2 separate regions of the Homo sapiens genome follow, and region 1 is linked to region 2. Evidence: chromatin loops called from intact Hi-C (ENCODE). Cell type or tissue: IMR-90. All regions are shown on one strand. Links, peaks and the distances in the headings refer to the core of each region. The heading gives the core; the rest is flanking DNA.

Region 1 (8,743 bases), core at 225-8,224, 130 kb after region 2:
GAGTCCAGGAGTTCAAGACCAGCCTGGGCAACATAGTGAGATCCCTCACCTCTTAAAAAAAAAAATTGAAATAGTAGTCTGGTACGGTGATGCGCACCTGTAGTTCTAGGTACTCAGAAGGCTGAGGCAGGAGAATACATGAGCCCAGGAGTTTGAGGTTACAGTGAGCTATGATTGTGCCACTGTACTCCAGCCTGGGCTGGGTTATTTTACAACTTTGCATATAAAATAAATAAATAAAAATAAAAACTATATAAATGGGGAAGCTGAGACACAGAAAATTATTCTTATTATTATAATTTGAGATACAGTCTCACTCTGTTGCCCAGGTTGGAGTATAGTGGCGCGATCTTGGCTCACTGCAACCTACGCCTCCCTGGTTCAAGTGATTCTCCCGCCTCAGCATCCCAAGTAGCTGGGATATAGGCGCACGCCACCATGCCTGGGTAATTTTTTTTTTTTTTAATTTTTGTATTTTTAGTAGAGACAAGGTTTCACCATGTTGGTCACACTGGTTTCGAACTCCTCCTGACCTCAGGTGATCTGCCCGCCTCAGCCTCCCAAAGTGCTGGGATTACAGGCATGAGCCACTGTGCCTGGTCCAGAAAATTATTAAATAACTAGCACAAGGTTATACAGCTAGTAAGCAATAAAATAGATTTCAATTTGTGCCATCTGGCTCAGGGTGTGTGCTCCAGGTTCAAATCACTATATTAAACTGCCTCTTGAGAGGAATTTTTGTTCAAAATTGCCAAATTAACATAGTTTTTCTGTTTCCCTATGTATATACATTGTTGCAAGAAGTCAGGGACCCAGAACGAATGGAGGGACTGGCTGGAGCCGTAGCAGAGGAACATAAATTGTGAAGATTTCATGGATATTTATCAGCTCCCAAAATTAATACTTTTATCATTTCTTATGACTGTCTTTACTGCAATCTCTGAACATAAATTATGAAGATTTCATGGACATTTATCAGTTCCCAAATAATACTCTTATAATTTCTTATGCCTGTCTTTAATTTCTTAATCCTGTTATCTTCGTAAGCTGAGAATGTATGTCAACTCAAGACCCTGTGATGATTGCATTAACTGTACAAATTGATTGTAAAAGACGTGTGTTTGAATAATAAATCTGATTGTAAAACACGTGTGTTTGAACAATATGAAATTGGTGCACCTTAAAAAAGAACAGAATAACAGTGATTTTAGGGAACAAGAGAAGATAACCATAAGGTCTGACTGCCTGCGGGGTAGGGCAAAAAGAGCCATATTTTTCTTCTTGCAGAGAGTCTATAAACAGATGTGCAAGTAGGAGAGATATTGCTAAATTCTTCTTCTAGCAAGGAATACTAAATATTAAGACCCTAGGAAAAGAATTGCATTCCTGGGAAGAGGTCTATAAACGGCCGCTCTGGGAGTGTGTGTCTTATGCGGTTGAGATAAGGACTGAAATACGCCCTGGTCTCCTGCAGTACCCTCAGGCTTACTAGGATTGGGAAACTCCAGCCTGGTAAATTTTGGTCAGACTGGTTCTCTGCTCTTGAACTCTGTTTTCTGTTAAGATGTTTATCAAGACAATATGTGCACAGCTGAACACAGACCCTCATCAGTAATTCTAATTCTGCCCTTTGCCTTGTGATCTTTATTGGCCTCAGAAGCATGTGATCTTTATGACCTACTCCCTGTTCGTACACCCCCTCCCCTTTTGAAATCCTTAATAAAAACTTGCTGATTTTGCAGCTCTGGTGGGGCATTACGGACCTACGGCCCGTAATGACCTGGTGGCCCAGCTGTAAAATTCTTCTCTTTGTACTCTTTCTCTCTATTTCTCAGACTGGCCGACACTTAGGAAAAATAGAACCTATGTTGAAATATTGGAGGTGGGTTCCCCGATAATACATATCTTAAACACACTGAATAGGAAACATGCAAATTCAACTCTCGTTTACAAGCAAAGAATCAGGCAGAATGCCATGATTAACTTTTTTTTTTTTTTTTTGAGATGCAGTTTCACTCTTGTTGCCCAGGCTGGAGTGCAATGGCACGATCTTGGCTCAATGCAAACCTCTGCCTCCCGAGTTCAAACGACTCTCCTGCCTCAGCCTCTTGAGTAGCCGGGATTACAGGCATGCGCCACCACGCCGGGCTAATTTTGTATTTTTAGTAGGGACAGGGTTTTTCCATGTTGGTCAGGCTGGTCTCAAATTCCCGACCTCAGGTGATCTGCCCACCTTGGCCTCCCAAACTGCTGGGATTAAAAGCGTGAGCCACTGCGCCCAGCTGATTAACTCCATTTACTAAACCATATAATAATACAATATATTTAAGAGCTGCTTCCTCTGATGGAATACAGATCAGTCATTGCCATTCTATTCATTTCTCATGTCACCACCAACATTTCTGGGGCGACTAGGAGGAGTTGAGAGAATTGAGCATAAGGGGAGCCAGGACGAAAAGAAGGGGGAAAAACACATAAAAATTACCTTTTACTGTCCTTTAATATTTTAAACCATCTATTAAAAAGGCAAAAATCCTGGGGCCAGCCTTTATTTTCCTACAAGTTCACTTTCTTCTTGGCTGATATTTCCAAAATACCCTCTGTAATCCTGTTAGGTGAGAACCACGTCCCCCTAACTCCACAAAACGAGCACACTCATTTACACACACCCTTACTCAGGAGACAGGGCAGAAGCATACATGTTATAATTTCCATTGTAATAGGCCTATTAGGAAGCATAATGTGCTAGACATTTTCTAGTGGCTGGGATAAAGGAAAAATGAGTCGGTCGGGCGCGGTGGCTCATGCCTGCAATCCCAGCACTTTGGGAGGCCGAGGCGGGCAGATCATGAGGTCAGGAGATCAAGACGAGCCTGGCTAACACAGCGAAACCTCGTCTCTATTAAAAAAAAAAATACAAAAAATTATCTGGGCATGGTGGCATGCACCTGTAGTCCCAACTCCTCAGGAGGCTGTGGCAGGAGAATTGCTTGAACCCAGGAGGCAGAGGTTGCAGTGAGCCGAGATAGCGCCACTGCACTCCAGCCTGGGCAACAGAACGAGACTCTGTCTCAAAAAAAAAAAGTCTCCAAGGCAGCCACTAACATGCCAAAAAGTTACAGATAGAGAATCAAAAGCAAACAGGCCAGGCAGATGATTACATTACCTCTGCAGACTGAGAAAACCATTATGCACACTCCGTATGCACCTGTGGAGTACTGTCAGGCTTCAGGGGGGTGGCGCGGGATACACATCACCAATAAAACAACGAGGACCTGCCTTGCCTACATCCATCTCTGAAGCTTTCTTACTAGCTTATAAGCTTTGGAGTAGTTCACCTCCATTCTGACTCAAACCCAAATCCATGTTCTCATTTGTCAAATGGAGATTAAAATAGCTGCCGTGCTTAAAAGAGTTGTGAAAATTAAGTGAAAAGAAAAATGGACAAAATATTTAAACAAGTAGTACTTTGAAAAAGAGAACATTCATTTAGCAAATAAATATATTTAAACGTGCCCAAAATCAAGAGTTATCAAGTAAATGCACATTAAAACTACAATGAAGGCCGGGCACAGTGGCTTATGCCTGTAACTCCAGCACTGCGGGAGGTCAAGGCGGGCGGATTACATAAGGCCAGGAGTTGCAGACCAGCCTGGCCAACACAGCGAAACTCTGTCTCTACTGAAAATACAAAAACTAGCCAGGCATGGTGGTGCACATCTGTAGTCCCAGATTGAACCTGGGAGGTGGAGGGTGCAGTGAGCCCAGATCACGCCACTGCATTCCAGGCTGGGGGGCAGAGCAAGGCTCTGTCTCAAAAACAACAACAACAACGACAAAGCCCACAATGACATACCCACTAGAATAGCTAAAAATTTTAAGACTACATCATCATGTAGTGACAAATTTCTGACATAAAACTGGAGTAATATGACAAAATGAAAAATCAAGGCAGGGGAAGAAGAGGAGTGGTCAGATTCAGAGACAAAAAACAACCAAGGAGGAAAAAAATAACAAGAGATAAAGAAATGATATATCCTTAAGTTTTATTTTGATATCTGGGTGATAGATGGTTAGAACTGATAGTTGTCAAGTAACCAGAGTTTGATATCCTACCCTACATACATATATACACAGCCTATTCTTAACACCTATAAGCAGGTGGCCACTTCAGAATGTCAATAATTTTCAGGGGACAATGGCCATTCCCAGATATCTGCCACAATGACCTTCTTAGGTTCAATCTCTCCATTAAATATAAAGGTTTATTCATTATCAGGTAACTTAAGAGAACCTAATAAGGTATTAATGTTTGAAAAAAAAAAAGTTCTTCCCCTTCAACCCTCCACCTCAAGGACTTAGTACTGCTGGGGACAAACCAAAACACTGCACATGCTAGATTTCTTTAAGCAGATCTTTTTTTAGAAGAGAAGGTTAAGATAATTCATCCCATGACAAATGAAAGTAAAAGCTGCTGCTCCAGATAAGAATAAAAAAAACTTTTAGTACAAATGAGAAGTAAAATTCTGAGTCACTACAATTCTCATATTGCAAATGAAAATAAGCAAGTGCTTACTAAGGGTACGTTTACCGACCAAGAAAATAGTTTGCGAGTTTTCAGATACAATAACAATTTCACTGAATAACAGATTTTTCATCCAACTGCTATCATTTAAAAATTACACTAAATATGAGGGAGACTGTACATAATAAAATTTTTTAAATCCTTCATCATTTCCCTTCATGCTTTTTTTAAATATGAGATTAAACACAGTTCTGAGCTTGCATTAAAAGTCAGTAAGAACTGGAACTACTTCACAAGACACTTCATTTTCAACATTTCTTAACTGGAGGAAACTAAAGAAAGGCCTCCCTGAATGCAACAGAGATCGCCATAACAGGTCTCCATGGTGAAGAACTGTAAATGTTCCACAAGGTGCTATAGGGACAGAGAGGTGCTTGTCCTTTAAGCATAGCAGCCACAGACCCATTAAGAAAATAACGCTAAAGGAAGTCTAAAAGCTGGGAGCAACACTTACTACACCAAAAAAGATAGCAGATGCCAATAAGTCAATGTGAAACTTAATCCTAAAAAACAAAGGATGAGGGAAAAGAATGTTTCAACAATACCAAAATGCCTCAGGAACTAATATCCTTCTCACCCATGGTGTTGGACAAATATTGCCAATTAGCTGATATTTTTATAACAGGAAAAAGACTGTAAGCAAAAACACTTTTAAAGACTTTGTAACTTAGGCCAGGCATGGTGGCTCACTCCTATAATCCCAGCACTTTGGGAGGCCGAGGCAGGTGAATCACTTGAGGTCAGGAGTCCAAGACCAGCCTGGACAACATGGTGAAACCTCATTTCTAGAAAAAAATAAATAAATAAATAATTAAAAATTAGCCAGGCATGGTGGTGGGTGCCTGTAATCCCAGCTACTCAGGAGGCTGAGGTAGGAGAATTGCTTGAACCCAGGAGACAGAGGCTGCAGTGAGCTGAGATTGTACCACTGCACTTCAGCCTGGGCGACTGAGTGAGGCTGTGTCTCAAAAAAGAAGAAAAAATAAAATAAAATAAAAGCTTTTTAACTTAAGACAAAATGAAAAATCAAGGAAGGGGGAGAAGAAAAGTGGTCAGATTAAAGGACAATAGACAACCAAGGAGGAAAAAAATAACAAGAGATAAAGAAATGATATATCCTTAAGTTTCATTTTGATACCTGGGTAATAGGTGGTTAGAACCATCACTTGTCAAGTAACCAGAGTTTGATATCCTACCCTACATACTTATATACAAGGCCTATTTTTTTTTTCTTTTGAGATGGAGTCTCGCTCTGTCGTCCGGGCTGGAGTGCAGTGGCGCGATCTTGGCTCACTGCAACCTCTGCCTCCCGGGTTCAAGTGATTCTCCTGCCTCAGCCTCCCGAGTAGCTGGGACTACAGGCATGCACCACATGTCCGGCTAATTTTTGTATTTTTAGTAAAGATGGGGTGTCACCATGTTGGTCAGGCTGGTCTCGAACTCCTGACCTTGTAATCCGCCCACCTCGACCTCCCAAAGTGCTGGGATTATAGGCATGAGCCACCGCGCCCAGCCACAAGGCCTATTACACGCAACACCTCTGAGGTCCTTTATTTAAACAAAAGCCATGCTAGAGACACATCCACCTAACTACACTGCTATAGTATTATGTTGTATATTCACTGGCAGAAAATCATTCTCTTCTTGACTTACTTACAAATTATACATAAGCTTATCATTAAATGTTATTAAGGAATAAAAATATATTTTAAACCATCAATATCAGCTGATGTGAAACAAAAATAAAATTATAATGTCTTTTCTCTTACATCCTAAAAACCTACAAGAAATTCCCTTGTATAATGATTTTAACCAATCTGTCATATAATCCATTTGAAATGCCCAAAATAGCTAAGACAATTATAAAACAGTGGGGAAAAAACAGACAATTCAATCCACAGTGATTAGACAATTGATTATTGTCTATTGTCAACTGGTTATCCAATTCAATTCCTCCGCAGACCTTATACAAAAATTAATTCCTGGTGGATCAAAGACCTAAATGTGAAAATCAAAAGTTTAGTAAAACTTGCAGAAGAAAATATGAAAATATCTGTATAACCTCAGGGTGGAGAAGGGTTTCTTTTCTTTACTACAGGTGTGAGCCACCACACTCAGCCCTGAAGCCTTTCTTAAGAAAAATAAAATTAAGGGAGAATGACAAATATCACTAAGTGAAAACCCACATTTTCTTTACAATAAAAGACAGCAGAAACAAACAGAACTAGAATACAGATTTGTAACATACATACCCAACTAAAGATTAGTAAGAAATGTATCTGGAACTCTAAAAATCAATTTTGTTTTATTTTTTGGTGTTGGTTTTTGGTTTCGTTTTTTTGTTTTGTTCGGGAGACAGGATCTGGCTCTGTCACCCAGGCTGGAGTGCAGTGATGCAATCATGGCTCACTGCAGCCTCAACCTCCCTAGCTCAAGCCATCCTCCCACCTCCATCTCCCGAGTAGCTCGGACTACAGGTGCGCGCCACCATGCTCAGCTAATTTTTGTATTTTTTGTAGAGATGGGGTTTCATCATGTTGCCCTGACTGATCTCGAACTCCTGAGATCAAGCAATCCACCAAGTGTTTGGATTGCAGGTGTGAGTCACTGCACCCTGCCATCAATTTTTAAAAAGTAACCCAACAGAATAATAAAAGTAATGAGCAGGCAATTTATAGAAAAAGAAAACAGAATGATGAAGAAACATATGAAAAAATGCTCATCTTCACTGGCAATGAAGTAGAAATAGAAAATGAAATGAAAACAATGTCTTACTTCATATTCATCAGATAGGCATAAATTAGAAAATCTGACAATGCTCAGCATTAGTGAGGATGTGGAACAACAGGAATTTCACTGCTGACAGGAGGGAAATCAACAAACACTTGGAAGGGCAACTTTGCAAGAGCTACACTTTTTTTTTTTTTTTGAGATGGAGTCTCACTCTGTTGCCCCAGCTGGAGTGCAGTGGCACAATCTCCGCCTCCCAGGTTCAAGTGATTCTTCTACCTCAGCCTCCCGAGTAGCTGAGATGACAGGCATTCACCACCACACTCAGCTAAGTTTTGTATTTTCAGTAGAGACACGTTTCATCATGTTGGCCAGGCTGGTCTCAAACTCCTGACCTCAGAAGATTTGTCCACCTCAGCCTCCCAAAGTGCTGGGATTACAGGCATGAGCCACCACACCAGGCCAAGAGCTACACTTCTACTGAAGAATTCCCCTTCAAGACGACAACCTTTAAGAATTTTGCACTCCACTGGGCACAGTGGCTCATATCTGTAATCCCAGCACTTTGGGAGGCCAAGACGGGCGGATCACGAGGTCAGGAGTTCGAGACCAGCCTGGCCAACATGTGAAACCCCGTCTCTACTAAAAATACAAAAAAAAATTACCTGGGCATGGTAGCAGGCGTCTGTAATCCCAGCTACTTGGGAGGCTGAGGCAGGAAAATCATTTGAACCTGGGAGATGGAGGTTGCAGCGAGCTGAGATCGCGCCACTGCACTCCAGCCTGGGTGACAGGGCAAGACTCCGTCTCAAAAAAAAAAAAAAAAGAATCTTGCACCCATAAACACAAGAAAACATAGATAAAAACTTTCAATACAGAGCTGTCTGTAGGTGCAAGAAATTGAAAACAAAGTCATGTTCGTCAATAGGACAACAGATAATGCATATTCATATAGTAGTATAGTATCACGCAGCCATTAAAATTTATAACCTAGAGCTACAAACATCAACATGAATAACTCTCACGAAGAAATGCTGAATGGGCCAGGCACGGTGGCTCACGCCTGTAATCCCAGCACTTTGGGAGGCCAAGGCAGGCAGATCACCTAAGGTCAGGAGTTCGAAACTGGCATGGCCAACATGGCGAAATCCCATCTCTGCTAAAAAATGCAAAATTAGCCGAGCATGGTGGTGCGCACCTGTAACCCCAGCTACTCGGGAGGCTGAGGCACAAGAATTGCTTGAACCTGGGAAGCAGAGGTTGCAGTGAGCTGAGATTACACCACTGCACTCCAGCCTGGGCGACAGAGCAAGACTCCGTCTCAAAAAAGAAGAAATGCTGGATGACAAAAGTTGCAGAATGACAAAAAGACACCATTTTTAAGAAGTTTAAAAACATCCAAACAATATATAGTATATTTGTAAGTGT
Region 2 (8,743 bases), core at 301-8,300:
GATGCGACCAGCATCCTAGAAGAGCAACTTCAGACTCCCTCCTTCAACTCCAGCAGCCACAGTTGCTTAGATACCCTTGTAGTTCAGGTCTCCTGAGGTCTCCACATGGCTTCCAGCTGCCTTTCTAGCACGTGAAGATCCTACCCTATCATCCTCTGCCATTTAAGGCGAGAGGCAGATTCACTGTGATCTGGGTAAATACCATTTCCAAAAAGGAAACCGGCACCCAAACCTCCCATCTTTTTATAAATTCTCCTGCACAGACGGTATAGTCTCAAAGGACGTAGGAGCCAAACTTGGGGAAAAAAAATTTTCTCCCCTATTTAGAAAGTTCTAAATAATCTGACACAACATTCAGCTAGTGGGGGTGTGAGAAAGTGGGAAGGAGGACTTTAAGGCCAAAGTCACATGAAATAAAGAGAAAAATGAAAAATGTAAGCTTTTGCCCTTTTGTGAGGACTTCTCTAATTCTCGTGGTATTTCAGATTTCCCTCAATCAAATCATTCACTCCTTCAGTTTGTAGGTAACAGACATTTCCCTTCCTTATTAACAAGATGCAGGTAGTTAGCAACATAATAGAAGCAAGAACTTTGTATTGCTTGGTGTGTCTGGGTCACATACTATTTTTAATTCCTGTCTCCTAACACCTGGGGGGGAAAATTAAGTTCAACAGTTCCTTACACAGGAAAAAAAAGAAATGAGCATTTCTCCCTCACTAACAGGCAGCACTTCCAAATAAAACCTGTCAGGCTTAAGAGCAAGATGGACTCGGAGTGGCTTTCTCCTCATTACTTGTCTCCCAACAGGTCTATTAAATGATCGGAATGCCCAGGGTTGGTACATTTAAATTTCATTTCAAATTAAAATCCCAACAGAAGTCACGTCTTGCAAAGTAGGTCTTAAAAATACTTCTATGCTGGACACATGAGACCTGCAGGGGAAGGAAAAGCAGAGAGTGGATGCAGGTGGCAGTACCTAGTGAACTAAAAGCTCTTGAAGTCTCCATTAGGGCCCTCACACAGGGCTCTGGTGAAGGGTGATAACAAGGAAGGGACCAGGCCACACAGCAGGGGAACTGAGAGCAAGGACAACGCTTATCCTGCAAGAGCAAGCTAACCTTGCTGCCTGCTCCGGCCTCTCCTTTATTTCAAGCCGTTACCACAAAATGGGCAAGCGGCTTCCCTTGCAGAAAATCCCCCATCATGAAAAGCATCGCATAAATTCCATTCTCACTTAACGATCTGTATATGAATTAGAGAATGTGGGTTTTGTTTTTGTTTTTTGTTTTCCTCTCTAGATGTTTGTAATCCTGCCTTTAAAACACCAGGGGATGGCATCCGATACAGAGTTGCTGCTTTCTACAACAGCACCCCCACAGTGCTCTTTTAAACACACTAACCCCTGGGGTAAGGAAAAAAAATTATGAGGAAAAGTGTTCCCTGGCTTCTTAGTCTCTAATAAGTACTGTGTGGTGCTGCTTCACTGGGATCAACTGGTTTCAACTTTCTATTCTCAGTGGCATCTACAGCAGGCTTGAGGCAGAACAGTTGACCAAAGGAATCGTGAGTGCAGCTGGAGTCCTGGGAAGTCCGCGGCAAAAGTATTGGCAGTGGTTGATCAAGTGGCACCTGCTGTTAAATGAACAAATTCCCCATTTCCAGACCTAATCACAAATTGGCAAGTGCACTTTATAATCCAATGCCCTTCAAAATCCCAAACCTCCGGGCAGGAGAAGGAAAGTGACGTTCAGTGAGAGACATAATGTCTGACATCAACTCCACCATGTTACAAGCAATAGCCAGATGCTTCACAGAAAGCAAGCACTTTCTTAAACGGATGATTTTCTTTTGTATATTTATTCACTGTCTTGCTCCAAAAATGATTCAAGGCAACTTTAAAAAATATATTCGCAGGCCGGGAGCAGTGGCTCATGCCTGTAATCCCAGCACTTTGGGAGGCCAAGGCAGGCAGTACACCTGAGGTCGGGAGTTCAAGACCAACTTGGCCAACATGGAGAAACCCCATCTCTACTAAAAATACAAAATTAGCCAGACATGGTGGCACATGCCTGTAATCCCAACTACTCAGGAGACTGAGGCAGGAGAATCGCTTGAACCCGGGAGGCGGAGGTTGCGGTGAGCTGAGATCGTGCCATTGCACTCCAGCCTGGGCAACAGAGCGAAACTCCGTCTCTCTCTCTCTTTCTCTCTCTCTCTCTCTCCCTCTCTCTCTCTCTTTCTCTCTCTCTCTCTCCCTCCCTCTCCCTCTCTCTCTCTCTCTCTCTCTATATATATATATATATGTATGTATGTATTAAGATGCACCTGATATGGATTAAGATTGTCCTTGTTAGACAAACCGCAAGAATAGCTCAGATTAACCAACAGACACTTCTCAAGCTTTTACCCCTCAAGCATTTGAGTTTAAAACTTCAAGAATAAATTAAATTCTCCATAAGATTTTTAAACTCCATCATATCATTGAGAATAAAACTGTTAAATGTGCACACTGTGTTCACCGCAGCATTATTCACAATAGCCAAGATGTGGAAGCAACCTAAATGTCCATCTATGCATGAATGGATAAACAAAATGTGGCGTATGCAGACAATATTATTCAGCCTTAAAAAAGGAGGAAATCCTGCCATATGTAACGTGGATGAAACTTGAAGACGTTAAGTGAAATAAGCCAGTCACAAAAAAGATACTGCATGATTCCACTTATATGGGGTATCCAAAGCAGTAAAACTCTTAGAAGTAGAAAATATAATGTGGTTGCCAAGCACCGGGAGGAGGTGGTAACAGGTAGTTGTTGTTCAATGGATATAGAATTTCAGTTTTGCAAGATGAAAAAGTTCTAGGGATCTGTTGCATAATGGACTGCATATAGTTAACACTGCTGTACTGTACACTTAAAAATGGTTAAAATGCTAAATTTTATGTTTTGTTTTGTTTTGAGAGTCTTGCTCTGTCTCCCAGGCAGGAGGGCAGTGGCAGAATCTTGGCTCACTGCAACCTCTGCTTTCCAGGTTCAAGCAATGCTCTTGCCTCCGCCTCCCAAGTAGCTGGGATTACAGGCGCGCGCCACCATGCCTGGCTAATTTTTGTACTTTAAGTAGAGACAGGATTTCACCATGTTGGCCAGGCTGGTCTCGAACTCCTGACCTTAGGTGATCTGCTCTCCTAGACTTCCAAAGTGCTGGAATTATAGGCATGAACCACTGTGCCTGGCCAGTAAATTTTATGTTACATGTTTTTTACCACATTAATTTTTTTTAAAGTGTTAAGTGTGGTGAAAGGCAGATTTCAGTGAGGATGTCGACCTCTAGAAGCAGACTTTCCAGAGTCTTGGAAGTAATATTTCTGGGTTACTTTAGGCTACTCAGACCATGTTTAGAGTATTCTGTCTTATTTTGGACACAACGGCCTTGGACCATGGCTGGAGGACATGTCAGTCTTGGCTATGCCTTCTAGTGTAACATAGAACAAGTATACTCTGCCATGACATGAGATTCCTTCGAAGAGTTTCACCTGACAAATATTAATTGAGAATCCCAGGAAGTGCACTAGATGCTAGAAAGCAGCTATCATGAACTTCAGCTTCAAAAAGGCAGTGAACCTGAGCAGAACTCTTATTTGGGTGTTTCTATCTCCAAACGTTCTTGATGGCCTTAGCCACAAGATGGCGCATGTAGACCATTTCCACACTTGCGGCTCAGGCCAGTTGATTCTTGCGGGGGCATAGGTTCCCAAGCACTTATGTAGGGTATTCTTCCCTGGGCTTCTGTTTTGTTACCTTCTCAATGAGTGATGTCTGAGAAGCTTGGTTTGGTTAGAAATAATATAATATCCTGCTTATCTCCTTTGAACAAGTACTCAAAGGTGGATATTAACAATAACACACTTGCTATACCTAATAATATAACAAGACTCTCCTTTGAATATGAATCAGGGAAGTGCTTCTGTGGCAATCTATATCCCGTCAATTTACAAACTGAGTGATTGCAAGAATAAATAAATCCTGCTTTGGCCCAAATGTCAATCTTTGCTAAAGAAATATGTCTGTGGACATTACAGAGGAATCGTGCCGTTCTTAAATCTACTTACACCCTGCTTCTGCAAATGCTTACGTATCTGACTTGTTTTAAGGTATTTCAAAGCCAAAAGAGAGGCAAGAAATAAATGCTCACACATTTTGAAGTATTCCATGAACAACTGAATAATGTGACCTTCTGACTCCCAGTGAGCCTAAATTTTTCTCATTCTTCTTGCTTAGACCAAAAGCACATATCCCCTCTCAGGTGAAGGCACAGCATTTAGGATGACACTCTTCTTTTCCTAAGGATGGGAGGGAGAGAAAGAAATGCTCTAGGGAGACATGGCCTCCCTCTGAGACCTAAAGGGAGGAGGGAAGATTTTTCTTCTCCCATTTGGTCAAAAGTCAGCCAGGGGAGCCACCGTGAGCCAAGACCTCAGCAGGCCTGCAGCACTGCTGCTCCCCCCTCATCCTTGGAGCTGCTCACCAACTGCTACAGCAGGGAGCTGGCCGGGCCCCAGCCTGCAGTGAACACAGAGCCAGGCTGCAACAGCTGGATGCAGAAGGGAACCACCCCCAAGGAGGCCGTGACAAAACGCAGGGCCCAGGGAATCTTCAGCATTCATCTGGCCAGGAAAACTGGGGAGGATCAGAGGGCCCCCAAAGAAATGCATGTCAGGAACCTACTGGGATCTACCATGCTGTATTTGGAGGCAGGAGGTGGGGGTAGCTTTCATAAATCCTGCCAATGGCAAAGTTCCTAAATTCTTCAAAGCATCAAGGATGCTGGCCTGCAATGGGAATGCAGAACAAAAAGTCTTGTAAAGTAAGGGGTTGGTGAGCTTGTAATTCTGGGGTTTGGTAACTCTCACACCAGAGTGTGCACAAGTTGCTGAGAACCACGCAACAGCCCTCCCCGGCCTTTTCCAAGTTCTGCTGCTTGCCTTTGGCCTAATGAGCCAAATTCAGACTGTATATCCCCAATGCAGCTTCTACTGACAGACAAGGGTTTGGCAAGAAGCTGGAATGCAGCTTGATTGCAGATAATGAATGTGTTCAGCAGAGATGATGAGCACCTGGGACACAGGCTTCTACCTCAGCACCGAGTCTGGCTGGGAGATGGAAGAGGATAGGTGTGCGTGAGCAGCTGGAGGCACAGAAGAGGAAAGGCCCACTACTCTGCTGCAGCCTGCTGGCTCGTATAACAGCTCATTAACAGCAGAGGCTGAGACTTCCTTTTCCTCTTTCCACAAAAGACATGGCAATAAAAGCAGGACAGGCTGCAAACTCAGCCATTTTCAAAGACTCATGGCATGTGAGATTGGGAGGAGGGTGACCAGCTGTGGCCACACAGATGGGGACAGAGGCCCTGACTGGTGCTAGGACACGTTAGTGGTGGAGAGGGACAGTTCCCTCAGGCCTTCCACCTCCCAGCCCAGGACACTCTGGACAGGAAATCTCCCCCTCTCTTCCCAGCCCTGTATGTCCCCACCCCAAGAGGGTGTGACACTTCCTCATGTTCCCTGCTGGCCCATTGGCTAGAGCTCTGGACGGATATAGAGGAAAGATAATACAGTAATTCAGAACTGAGGTCATTGCTTGCTTAGTTAATATAGGGATAATTAAACAGCATTTAAAGAAAATGGTTTAGCTGTATAAGCAAACATTTCCTTGTATTTAAAAAAAAGCAAGAAACATAGTTTTCTGAGGTCTCTACTTAAGAATCTTATTATTGGGCCGAGCGCGGTGGCTCACACCTGTAATCCCAGCACTCTGGGAGGCCGAGGCCGATGGATCACGAGGTCAGGAGTTCAAGACCAGACTGGCCAAGATGGTGAAACCCCATCTCTACTAAAAATACAAAAATTAGCCAGGTGTGGTGGTGGGTGCCTGTAATCCTAGCTACTCGGGAGGCTGAGGCAGAGAACTGCTTGAACCCGGGAGGCGGAGGTTGCAGTGAGCTGAGATCTCGACACTGCACTCCAGCCTGGGCGACAGAGCAAGACTCTGTCTCAAAAAAAAAAAAAAGAATCTTACTATTCCCTCAATGCTGAACCCAAACCTTCCCCTGACCAGTCTTTTGGAGGAAGCCTACACTTCTCCTACTCTGTTCACTTGCCAAGCAGCATATGGAGCCCTAGAATATTCTTGTTTTCATATAGGTTTTATCTTACATTTCCAACTACATTATTTGTTCTATGAGGATAAGAGCCTTGTTATATGCTCTATGTCTTAATGAAAACATCTGATAAAACATGAGTGATCACTCTGTGCATGGCAGGCAGGCAAGGCAAGGGAGTAGGGTGGGACCAAGCACTGATCACAGAAATGCAGGTATTCCTTCCAACCCTGGAAAAGTAGAGCGAAGCTCAGGGAAAACTACGTAAGTCCTCAGAAACATAGTCGAAGGCATGAAGTAAGCACTGAAGCAGACCATATGGAAAATAACATCTATTTTTCAAAAGAATTTAAAATAGAGAATGCAGAAAAAAAGAAGAAGTTTATGGCAATATGATTCTTGTGTACACCGAAGACATAATTTGTTGACAAAGATTAAAGTCACTTAATGGTCTTAAGGCAATGAGTATACTTTATATCCAAAAAGAATAAGAATTTTAATTCCACCTTCTATTTCTACAAAAATTGTACTGGCTGATAAGTGATGGCCCCCAGTTTTCATTGCGGCTAAATGGGAATGTCTCATTTATGGGCTATTCTGAATAAATTAGCTGGGAGTTTTTTTAAGTATCAAAAATACCAAGAGGTCTAACCCATATACTAGTTAAAAAGTAGAATTTTATACATCTGCTGAATCTGAAGGCTCATGATTCTCCTATCTCACAGTATTTAACTCCTACATTTTATAAAGAATTCAATGACATCTAGAATCTTTAAATTTATAAATATCTATCATTAAATCTGGCTCAGATAATAATTGAACCAAAGCATATAATGCCATGTCTATTCATGCCCTCACATTTCACTGATACTTTCTTCAGCTAATTAATTTTATTTATCTATTTGTATTATTTTATTTTATTTATTCATTTATTTTTTTGAGACACAGTCTTGCTCTGTCACCCAGGCTGGAGTGCAGTGGCACATTCTCGGCTCACTGCAACCTCCGCCCCCTGGGTTCAAGTGATTCTACTGCCTCAGCTTCCTGAGTAACTGGAATTACAGGCGCACACCACCATGCCCAGCTAATTTTTGTATTTTTAGTAGAGACGAGGTTTCACCATGTTGACCAGGCTGGTTTGAACTCCTGACCTCAGGTGATACACTCGCCTCGGCCTCCCAAAGTGCTAGGATTACAGGCGTGAGCCACCGTTTCCAGCCAGCTAATTAAATTTAAAAAGAAGTTTTCAAGATTAGCAAAACCTTTACAACTCATCTAACAATGTAGTCCTTTGTTCACATCTAAATGCATATGCTGCCGGTGCCAAATGATGGTGATTAACCCCTGGCTGATATTTTCTGTGAAACAAATTGGTATTTTCAAGACAATTTCCTAGTGAGAAAATGTCCACATAAACAAAATTGCATTTTGATCAAATCCCCATGTTGGTCATCTTGGCAAAGCCCTCAAAGACCATGGCAAAACAGCCACGACTGCATCGCCTGACCTCAGCCTTTTGGGCCCTTTGGGAGCAGACTCCCCACACTCCATGGGAGAAACACCATTAGGCCATTAGGATTTCAACCTCGGATAAAGCTCTTCCTCCTGTTTCTCCCCACAAACTTTTGGCACTCAGTATAATGATTGTGAGACACTAAGAAAGACAAATGATTTTTCTCTCTCTCATTTGCTAATCCCAAAGTATTACTTTATTCCCCTTTGGAACTTTTCACTGCAGAATCCTTTGTGTATAGAGAGATCTGTGTTCTTAAGCTCAAGAATCTGTTTAATAAACTATGAATTTAGAAGTCATCATCATGTTTTAGTTGCATAAGCTCAGTACTTATGGGAAACATTTCTGGAAGAAGGTAAAGGGCAATCTGTAATGGGGGCTATAAATTTCTGTTTAAATTTGCCACGAGTTATTAAATCCAGTTAAAATCATAATATGACAGTGGGAAGAAACATGAAGGTAGGCAGTTGGCCAGGCCAGGGGCTGAAGGGATATTATTGCTGGTTATGAGAGTTTACTAAAATCATTACCATGAAAGTTCTGAGTTTTGATAGGAGACTGGGGCACAGAAACTGCAGGAAGAAAGAAGCATCTGGACAAATCAGTCCATCACCAAAAGACATGGAGATTATATTGTCGGAGACATCTTCAGAAGTCCTCTGATTTTCTAAGGAAAACTGAATTAAAAAAACGGCTTTGGGTATGACTTCTCTTTCTTCTTCCAAAACCATCAAAAAGGGAGATATCTTGCAAGTGATTAAAAGATAGTGTTCTGTCTAGCACTATTGCAAGTAACATCCACATAGAAGTCAGAAGACCCTGCGTGAGCACTAATTCCCCTGTTACTTCCACCAGAACACAAACCCAAACAGGGCAGAGCCTCTGTCCTGCTCACGCCATCATTCCCAGCACTTGGAATAATGCCCAGCACATAGGAGGTGTTCAATAAATAGTTGAAGGAGTGAAAGAAAGAGCAAACTATGTGATCTGTTCAGTCTGCCACACTTCTAGCCAAACCTCACCCTAAATGCAGAGCCAGAATGGGCCATGCTGGGAAACAATACTCTATCTCCCC

The links. Peaks named below come from ENCODE experiments on the same cell type or tissue, not always from the same donor. Only the 100,000 strongest peaks of a DNase experiment are listed, where the experiment ranks them.
Region 1: a loop joins it to region 2, with 6 times the contacts of the local background. A loop is called at or near these places in 81 of 110 quality-filtered maps.

The regions. Positions count from the first base shown.
Region 1 is chr2:152,162,358-152,171,100 of GRCh38, forward strand. All of the region lies in intron 1 of STAM2 (signal transducing adaptor molecule 2), which reads right to left. Among named protein-coding and RNA genes, the nearest start is that of STAM2, 9.0 kb to the right of the region's middle. In IMR-90, for the core only: no CTCF peak of the experiment used is centred there; a DNase peak (open chromatin) is centred at 4,534; H3K27ac peaks cover 490 bases.
Region 2 is chr2:152,033,366-152,042,108 of GRCh38, forward strand. The region is part of intron 2 of CACNB4 (calcium voltage-gated channel auxiliary subunit beta 4); the gene reads right to left. Among named protein-coding and RNA genes, the nearest start is that of CACNB4, 61 kb to the right of the region's middle. RefSeq lists an enhancer at 965-1,540. In IMR-90, for the core only: a CTCF peak has its summit at 3,680 (motif pointing right); a DNase peak (open chromatin) is centred at 3,696; H3K27me3 peaks cover 953 bases.